Regions from separate parts of the Homo sapiens genome. Here region 2 is linked to region 1. Evidence: chromatin contacts called from ENCODE Hi-C data. All regions are on one chromosome and are shown on one strand. The core of a region is the stretch at or near the end of the contact, and the rest is flanking DNA. Distances in the headings are between cores, read along the strand shown.

The links. Hi-C counts contacts between places; a loop is a spot of excess contacts on that map. Pooled maps may share reads with other maps.
Region 2: a pooled map of left cardiac atrium shows a loop between it and region 1 (2.1-fold over the local background). The contact joins the promoter of C6 here to the promoter of PLCXD3 in region 1. A Hi-C loop is called at or near these places in 1 of 50 pooled maps.

The regions. Positions count from the first base shown.
Region 1 is chr5:41,507,982-41,513,204 of GRCh38, forward strand. It overlaps PLCXD3 (phosphatidylinositol specific phospholipase C X domain containing 3), which reads right to left and starts at 2,620. Exons shown (of 3, transcript NM_001005473.3): 1 at 2,443-2,620. The coding sequence starts at 2,545. RefSeq lists an enhancer at 2,146-2,974.
Region 2 is chr5:41,211,009-41,216,092 of GRCh38, forward strand. It overlaps C6 (complement C6), which reads right to left and starts at 2,524. Exons shown (of 18, transcript NM_000065.5): 1 at 2,368-2,524.

The sequences.
Region 1 (5,223 bases), core at 1,370-3,869:
ACCTGTTTTTAAACCTGGTTTTTTATATATGTGGATCTTCCAAACAAATTTACAGAAACATGCGAGTATTCAGGAGTATAGATTTGATGAAAAATGTTGGTCTATTTTTTCTCACAAGTATTGGAGTGAGAAGGGGAAGCTTTACAGGAGATCCATTTGAGTATAATACCAACAGGAGCTGGGAAAACAATATAAATTCCCATGGAAGCCCAATGTCATCATCTTTATGTCTGTACTCTAAGATCACCCAGATACCAAAATCTCTCACCTCAGGTTTTTATTTTGTCCCAGGGCAGGAAAGGAAAATTACTGTGTTCCCACTAATGCTTAGTTCCTTTTTTCTTAACCCTGGTTAGTCACAGTTGCTGCTGAATCATCCAGATACAAATCACAAAGCCTTTCCCTCCAAAATTCATAGGGTATCTTCCCAAAGGTCCAAGTAAGGGGTCAGATCCCTGAACTGATAGGGATAAATAGTAAGTCATTTGTCTTCACTTAGCTTCAGTTTTTTCATCTGTGACATGGAGGTAATAGTGCCAGCACTCCCTGCTTCATGGGGTTTTAGAAGGATTTTGTGAGCTGGTGTACATAACAGGGCTTTGAAAAGTGAAATATTACAGAAATGTAAGGTAGACTCAAAAAGATATCATACCATCTCAGAACTAGATAAACAAACATAGGCTTTTAATCCTGTAGCTCTAGAGAGTCACCTGCCAGAAGGTTTGCATCACAGTGATTGCCCTTCTTACCTTCTATGCATATAAAAACATTCAGGGGAAACCATGTGAAAGAAGCTGTCTAAAATCCAAATAAAAATGAAGGAAGAAAAGGAATGGGAATGCCTGTGGAAGTGAGAATGGAGTTATGCCAAAGTTGTGCTTTCTACTGTCTCCTTGAAAAGAGCAATCTCCAGGCTTGCCTAGGTAGCAGAATAAGTGCTGCATGGAGAAGCTGGGGTTGGTTCTTTTCCTTGGAGATTCCTGGCCGGTAGCAAGCTATCTGTTGAAGAAGGACGAAAGGAGACAGCCCCTTCTGTGGATAGCACTTGTAGTAGCCTGTGCCTGCCATTGCTGCCAAACATCCACTTGACTAACAACCATTGATTTGAGGGACTGATCAATGGCAGCACTCTTGGTTGGAGCATCTAGTGATTTTCAAAATAACCCTTCTTTTGTTTTTGTTTTTGTTGTTTTTTTCTTTATTATGTTTTCCTCCAACAGCTGAGAGGGGGCGCTGGATGGGGCAGATCAAGAGGAGGTAGACCATAACGTTGAGTTTAATAGCCCAGCTCAGCTCAGGGCCAGAAGTGAACTGTTCATGAGTAATTTGCCCTCCAGCCCAGCTCTGAAAAGATCAAGTGTGTGCTCCCCCAGCCCAACTGCATAGCCAAATTGACAATAAAGTATGGCCGTGTCCCAGCTGTCATTGTTGTAAACTGTCCTGAAACGACCCTCACTCCTGGATACCTGATCTAGGGGGTTGTTAGGAGCTGCCACCCTAGAAACCTGCCCAGTCTCTGGTCCAAGTCGCACACATCAAGCTGAAGCTTCTTGATCCCTCAGGTCTCTTCCTCGCTTTGTCCACGCTTCTTTCCTTCTAGACTGTCTGGACACATTCTCAGTCACCTTTTCCGTACTATTTGCCTATTAATCCCACCCCTCCGCTCAGGTCACGCAGGTTCCCCTGCCCAGCTTCTGTCCCGAGCAGTAAACATACGGTCCGCAAGGGTTTGCTTTTTTGACCTGGGCGAAGTGTGTTGCCAACACGCACTTGGACCAGACTCGAGACAGCGGCCACTCGGCCAGGTCCCCCGGGGTCCAAACCGATACGAAATGGTGCCCTCTGCCCGTCGCCCCCTTGGGCTCCTTTTCAAGGGCAGCTATCACGCCGCCTCTGGTCCCTGAACTTTCATCACTCTTCGGGAAGCGCTTTGTCTTTTTAAAGGAGATTGGGGACGAATATTAATGACTGTAGCCGAGAATCTATCAAATCCGCCCAATTCCATGCCAGGGATAGACTCAGGTCCTTGCACCGAAGGCGAGCCCCTGACACTAGCTCGCGTTCTTCACACACGGTCACCCCGCAGACCCAGAGATTTCTCCCACTTCCCCAAATCTGCAGGAGAAACCATAGGAGGGGGTCACGAGGCACCATCCTGGAGCCCAGCTTCTCCTCTGCCCCAGTCCTCCGCATACAACCTGCTTCAAAAGCCCAGGAGAAAAGCAGTCACCTTGACTCTAGCGCCTCGGTCCTTAGGGGTTTGGAAAACGCCAGGAAGCCCAAGGCTACCCGGCACGCGCTCGCCTGGCCTGAGACCCACCCTGGAAGACGAGTTTCCCTCCCGCGGGCATCGTGGCAAGTTACCACTTAGTGGCAGATAAAGCAGGGCGGGGCAGGTGGAGCGGGCGCCGAGCGCCTAGCCCGCAGCCCCTGCGCGCCTACCTGGAATGGCTAAATTGGTGAGGGGGATGCTGTGCATGCTCTCCGGCAGAGTTGCCATCCAGTCGGCTAATTTCAGCTCGTTTTTCCCCTGAGACGAGGCCATCGTGCCAGTCGGCGTGCAGCGCGCTGGTCCCAGCACTCCTCGGGCAGGCTGGCAGGCTGCTGCCGCTAATCCAATGTTTGCTCTAGCCCCGCTAGAGTTTACACTCCTCTCTGCGCCACACCCACAGGATGGCGCAGACACATGCTAATTTTAATAATTATTCAAAACACCCCGTGCTCCCTTAGTGCCTCCGCCAGACTCCGCTGGAGCTTTTGTTCCTGACGTCCGTGCTCAGCTCTCTCCGCTCTCCCCTCCCTCCCCAACCCCCTCCTCCCGTCTTATCCTTCCTAGGCGTCTCTGCCTTTCCTCGCCATTCTGCAGCTTTCCCTGGTTTCTTATTTTTCTTTTCTATTCATTTTTTTCCAACTGCTTTGCCCATGGCTTGCTCGATCCTTTGCTGTGACTTTCTCGTCCTGTTTGTATGAAAGACAGTCTTGCACTTGAACCTAAAATCCTAGCAGACTTTGGGATGTTATTGCCTCCTGAGGAACAGACTTCTCATGCTGGGTTTCAGGGCTTTCCGTCCTTATCAAAGAGCTTTCCTTTTTGTAATCTACAACAGGTTATACCTTTCCTCAGCCAGAGACCACAACCCTGTTTATTAAAAAATGATTATCTTTATTCACTCTTTTGCCTACTTTGTGAAATAGCTGGTAAGTATGAGTCAGTGAAGGGCATGGTAAATTCTAGGTGGTTCCTACTTAATCCTGGGTACCTTGCTCCAGACATTTCAAAGTCAAGAAATGCTACTCCCCCTTCTTTTCTCAGATCATGAGAAGTCTACATTATTTCCATGGAGAACACTGCCTCTGTCCTGTCAGTTTCATGGCACTCAGGGTAAGACTGGAGCCTTATGCTGGAAGAAAATCGCCACATCTCCCAGTGACATGCTCTAATTATTGCCAGTAGCATTTGGTGGAATGTATTTGGCACCATTCAAAGTGATCTATGTGACTGTCTGCATTTTCATTCCTTTGCAGACTGGAAAGATGTGCCTCTCTCAAGAGAAATCACTCACTGGGCCTCCAAAGAACTGTCTGGGTCCACCTGCTCTCAGATGAGTAAAAGGAGAGAGATGAAGTTTTACAAATGTAATGAGAGCAGCAGTGGCCTGAATAGGAATTATAAGAGATGAACTGAAAGTGTGCTGGGCTTTTGCAACCCAGGAAATGGAAATGCAATAAACAGACCTCTGTTCTTTCATGCCAGGGTTGTGTAAATTTTTATTTTTCTATGGGAAATGCTATTAGATTGCGGAAATGACAATCAACATAGGAGACAAAGAGAGCCATGAAACATGAGAATAATTATTCAAGGTTAGTAAATCCATTTAATCCCAAATAGCATTAAAAAATAAGAAAAAACCTAGAGCCTACCTTATTTTCTACAATGATGCTAAGTCCTAAGAATATTCACCCCCAAATGGGGAGCACTATGGGAAAGATAGAGGAGAGGCAACGCCTTATTTTGGTTATCAAATTTTCCATGCCCCTTGTAAAATAAATTCATACCTTCAAGAGGACATGGTACAGTTATCTTTAGTGATGAGGAAGAGATATACTGAAAATTTTCCCCAAATAAATCTTAATATACATGCTAGTACAATAGAACCCACATATCCTTTTAATTAGGATGATAGTTTAGCTTACTATAGGACTCTTGGTCAAGAGATCTACAAACACCACCCTTCTGTAAGAAACCTACAAACACCACCTAATGCTGGTGGTCTCAGGGCATGATTGCAAGGCAATGAGGAAAATTCAAATCTAGTGGTCAGCTGCTCTGTCTCTGAGTAGTTTGGGCAAGTCCTCTAGTCTCTGCTAGCCCCAGTTTTCTCCATTATAAAGTGGTAATAAGAACTCAGAGATTTGTGGTGAAGCTTCCAGAAGAGAGTGCATACATGTTTAAGATAACAGGATATGTGTATTTACCACTCTTTGTCTTTTCTATACTTATGAAGTATTTTTTTCAAAAGCATGAAATAATTATTGAATCTGGGGTACATTTTTAATAAGACACATTTTAGAAACATGCCCTGTTAAAGTATATTGAGCTTATGTGGCCCTAAAAATTTACAAAGCATTTTTTACAAAATGAAACCACCTTAACTGGTGAGGAAAGTTCCCCTCTATAAAGAATCATACTATCTTTTGGCAAAACAAACTAACAGTCCCTTCTCTGTTTCATCTGATTTGCATTTCAGGATTTTAAATGTCTTGGTTTAATATAAGTTATTATCATTTTCTACATGCAACCCATGAAAAAAGATAGGCCTGAAAGTTGATAGTTGTGAATTTCTTTCCCAGCCTTATAATCAATATTTTGGGCAATTATATGACCCAGTTTCTCCATCTTTCTATCACCAACCCTGCTACCACTTACTAAAACACATTGGGACAATCATGTAATTTCTCTGGGCTTTAATTTTGTCACTGGATTAATCAAGGTTCTCCAGAGAAACAGAACCAGTAGTATATATATAGAGAGAAAGAGATTTATTTTAGAGAAATTGTCTCATATGATTGTGAGAGCTGGCAAGTTCAATATATGTAGGGCAAACTGGAAGCCTGGAACATGAGATAAGAATTGTTCTTGCAGTCTTGAGTTCAAAATCTGCAGAGCAGGCCAGCAGGCCAGGAACTCAGGAAGGACTTCTATGCTGCAGTTTTGAGGCAGAA
Region 2 (5,084 bases), core at 1,274-3,773, 300 kb before region 1:
TGGATTAAGAAAATGTGGCACATATACACCATGGAATACTATGTAGCCATAAAAAATGATGAGTTCATATCCTTTGTAGGGACATGGATGAAGTTGGAAACCATCATTTTGAGCAAACTATCACAAGGACAGAAAACCAAACACTGAATGTTCTCACTTATAGGTGGGAATTGAACAATGAGAACACTTGGACACAGGGTGGTGAACATCATACACCGGGGCCTGTAGTGGGGTGGGGGTAGGGGAGAGGCATAGCATTAGGACATATACCTAATGCTAAATGACGAGTTAATGGGTGCAGTACACCAACATGGCATATGTATACATATGTAACAAACCTTCACGTTGTGCACATGTACCCTAGAACTTAAAGTATAATAAAAAAAAATGAGGGGCTTTTTTTCCCACTCCACTTGCAAGCTGATTCTAGTTCGTCGGTAAGTAACTCGCCTTTCCTGGTTTTCCTCAGCAACACAGAACCACAGGGTATTGGGACAATAGTAGCCAGATAGAATTTAAGTCGTGATCAGACATATAATGTGAGTCCCAAACATTTGGGAGCTGAGGCTCCCAAATAATGTGAAGCTTTCCTTTCAACCACTAGATAGACTAGAGAAGCCACTCCCCTATACCCTTCACCCTTGCCCCCCACTGCCAAAATTGGAATTTTCTCATACAGGGACCTTTTCAGCAAGAAAAACTAAATAGATACTTTGTTGTTGTTTTTTTTTCTTATTAGATGTTGGACAAGACAGATATCTTCCAGAATATTTCCTCAATTGTAGAGAAAACAAATTCTTAAAGCTTCTGGTGAAATTTTCATGTAAATAATTTGGAGAAGTTAAATTGCAAGAGATTACTAATTCTCAGTTCTCAGCAGACACTGTCTTTTAACTTCCAAAAGCTTGAAAGGTATGGGTGAGTTTTATTCCAATTATCATCAAAAACTGCAAAAACAGAACCCTTATAAAATATTCTGATCGCTCTTTAAGCTATAACTGTTCTGAGGCAATATGGAGCCTGATATAAATTAAGATGGTAACATTAAAACTTATTTGATGAGGTACTAATGAAAGAGCTAATTGGTAGCTTTTCTTTTTTAATATTCTATTATTAGGAATACAAATTGTTTTATGTTAAAACAATTTTATTTTTATTTATTTATTTTTTTGAGACAGAGTTTCATTCTTTCACCCAGGCTGGACTGCAGTGGCAGGATCTCAGCTCACTATAAACTCAGCCTCCTGGGTTCAAGCAATTCTCTGCCTCAGCCTCCCGAGTAGCTGGGATTACAGGCCCCTGCCACCACACCCAGCTAATTTTTGTATTTTTAGTGAACTCGGGGTTTCACCATTTTGGTCAGGCTCGTCTTGAACTCCTGACCTTGTGATTCACCTGCCTCGGCCTCCCAAAGTGCTGGGATTACAAGCGTGAGCCACCAAGCCCAGCAACAATTTTTAATCAAATAAAAATAATTACTTCTCTGAATTTTTTTGTTATGATGGCCTAGCATATTGTATTATATGGTTTCTTATTTATTAATTTCCACATCTCTAGGCATTCTGGAGGTATCTAAAATTACACACAGGCATTTTACCCATTACTGTACAATTTTCATACAAACATAGAATAAAAGAATGTTCGGTCAATAGAGGAAGATAGGAAAAAAGTCTTCCACTTCAGTGCCATCGTAGAAAAGCAGAAATTCTTCAGTTTTCTCATAGTTGCCATCCCCTCTTGAGTTTTCCAAAAATCAGTGATCCCATTGAACCATTGATGATAGCTTTATGAGCATTTAGAGAATTTCAATTAAAATGAAGCCCATCTTATTCTAACCTGTCACTTTCTAATGTATTTTACTCACATGAACCATTTGTCTGCAAGGCAGTTCAGCATATCTTACCCAACAGATTTCTGAGGATGCTCTAGTTTATCCCCAGCTATAGGTTCTTCCTTTACATCTCCATGTAAACTTACTGAATTTCTTATTTCTTATTATTTTTTTCTGTGCATGCCCAGAGGCTCAAGAAATGAGCCTTTCTATCTTTCTACCTTTACTATCGCCAAGGTAAGCTGGGTAGTCCAGGTGCATGACTGACCTTGGCTAAAGAGTATGTTTGCTTTACTTTTAACTAATTTAACTCATAGAGAAACTTGATCTCAAATGTCCTCTGGAATGACATTTGTTTAAAAAACATGACCTCTGGTTCTTTTCAGATTTAAACAAAGCAATTATAAAAAAGAAAGACAAAGAAATGGTTATAGTCTGAGTTACATATTTTTATGCATGAAATTGTAATTTTGTTGGAAACATGATTAACAATTTTGAAATATTAAGATTGAAAATGAAATCATCATATTACTCACCTTTAAGCAGAGTTTGTGGTGTCCTCGGACCTAAGCTGCAAATTATTGGGGAAAAAATAGGTATGCAGAATGAAGAGGGTATATATGTTAATCCAAACAAAGCTTCTTTTCTTATTGCTAGCTAACACAAGGCAATGCTGTCATATCCCAGAAGCCTAGCAACACCTAGAGGGTTGTCAAAATAAATGTTCTCTGGAACTTGAACTTTGCAAATGATTACACCAATCAGTAGTAACCCTGAAACTCTGGGTGTTGGATGTTACACAGAGTCCTGAATTTTCAGTGAGTTTTCAATTCAAGGGCTATTGTAGTAGCTATTGCTACTGCATAGAAATCTCTCTTTCCATTTTAAAGAATCCTTTAGATTAATTGCTTAAAATTGCTGCCCCCCTTAGGAATGTATAGATTCTTAGTTTTTGATTATAGAATAGTTATTGGTAACTATTTAAGAAATGTTTTTGGAGACAATGTGATTGTGTATGTAGAAAATTCAAAAGAATCTACAAACATTAGAATTAATAAATGAATTTAGTATGATTTATCAACACAAGTTTATTATAGTAAAAAGTGTTTCTATATGCCAGCAAAACCAAACAGAAAATTTAATTTGGAAAGAATTAAAATAGCAATGATCAAATGGGCTCTTTATATGTAATGATGATTACGCTTCTCTGAAATGGTTGCAATTTAACTTTAGATTGAAGTAAAATGGATTTCATCCTAAGGTGAAGCAGAACAAAATAGTGCAATAGAAAAGAAAAAAAACTATAGGGACTGAGAATGTGGATACATATTCTAGTCTTGTTTCTGCACTAAGCAGCTACCAGCTATGTGAGCTTCAATAAATCACTATACCTCATTGGAACACTGGTCCCTCATTTGTAAAACAAGTGTTTTTCAAACTTTTTTCAAAGCAGTAGAAAACAACTAAAACAAATATTCCTTAGACAGCTTAGATTTTTATCACATGGTGGGAAATGATGATCTCAGCAAGTCTAAAGATTACTTGAAACACAGCTGGGAACCCACCACTCAAAGGTCACATAGTTTAATATACATGGTAGTAACTTTCCCAAGGCCAGAGTAAGTCAGAACTGGAATACAGATGATCTGATTTCCAGTCTTTTTTCTCTCTCTTATACTACATTGAGATTTTAAAGATTGAAATTTGGGCCTAAAGAGAAAGTAGAGTGGTGTGCTGCAGACCAGTGTTGAAGCTAGTTTGGGGCTGGGATAGCAGCTTCACCCTTGATTACCTGAGAAGATAAACAGGAAAAGAAATATTTGGTGATTGGACAAGAATATATGTCATTTAATTTGCATATTTCTTTCTTTAATTGGTCTTTGAGGTCCTAAAATAAAATTCATTTGTCCTGAGTTCAAGGTGTTTGGAGCTAAAGGCAAATACTGGAAGTCATAATACAGAGAGATGCAAAGTTAGGTGCCAGTAGGATGAGCTTAAAGAGGACTTTATTTGTAATGTGGGCTATGAAGAGGACAGAGAAGTAAGATTGTATGCTGTGGCACTGGAAAAACACAGGTGGAGAGAGTTAAGGATGGTAAGGGGAAATCCTTGAGATGGAATGCGAATGTCTGTGATCCAAACACTAGAATTGACCCAGCACCAACTAAGAATCTAGAATCTTTTCAACAATGTATTTGGGTTCTCCATCTTGGGTTCTTTTGGAAGGTTAAATGACATATCTCACTCATGAGTCCTTTTTCTAGAGCAGGGATTGGTAAACTAGCCTGATGCCCGTTTTTGTAAATAACGTTTTATAGGAATAAAGTCACACAATTGGCCATTGTTTATGGTTGCTTTTGTGCTACAATGGTAGAGTTAAGAAGCTGGCAACAGAGGCTCTCCAGCCTGAAAAGCCTAAAATATTTACCGTCTGGCCCTTATAGGAAAAGTTGCAACCCAGAGAGAAATATTTCTGGTCTGATACATACAACAAAGTGTCCAGTGGCTTTGGGAAGTAGAAGTAGGCTAATTGGGACTGATGAGTAGGTGATTGTTTCAGAGCTAGGAATTGAATACTTGTGTGCAGTTGTGCTCAGGTCTGACTCTGTGCATGCAAAGAATATAGGTGTTCTCTAAACAATATTTAGATGTGTGCTGCTGAAAAACAAAGTCTGCTATGAAGTTTACTGGCACTGGCTGAGTTGCTTCAGCAACTGCAGGCCTTCTGAAGTTTTGGCTGGTAACACAGAAGACCTTCTCACACAAAATCTCCTATTTTCATAAGGTAGATAGTTGCTATTGACTGACCAGTAGAAAGCATATAATTGTAAAAAAACAGAAGGGTGCAGGAGAAAATGAGGGCCAGGACATGGAGAGTTAAGATGGAGCAATTATCATTTTACCAGAAGGAGAATATGTATTCTGTTAAAAACCATTATTCCTCTTTTAATGATAATAGATTCATAGCCAAATGGTATTTTCTGCCAAGAAAATAACCACAAATATAAAATAATGAACAATGGAAGCTGCTATCTGAAGGCTTTTTCACATGCTAAGTATTCACATGCCAACTTATCATTATAGCAAAAGTACTATAATTTCTTATTAGAGCCAAGGCTAATGACCCCATCTATTTCAAAAACTCTTCAGAGTGTGCTTTGTCAGTCAATATGTGAGTAGATAAAGTGAAATGGCAGATTGAACTATTTCAATTGGGGGATCATAGATCAAAACTCTCAAATATGGAGGAAAC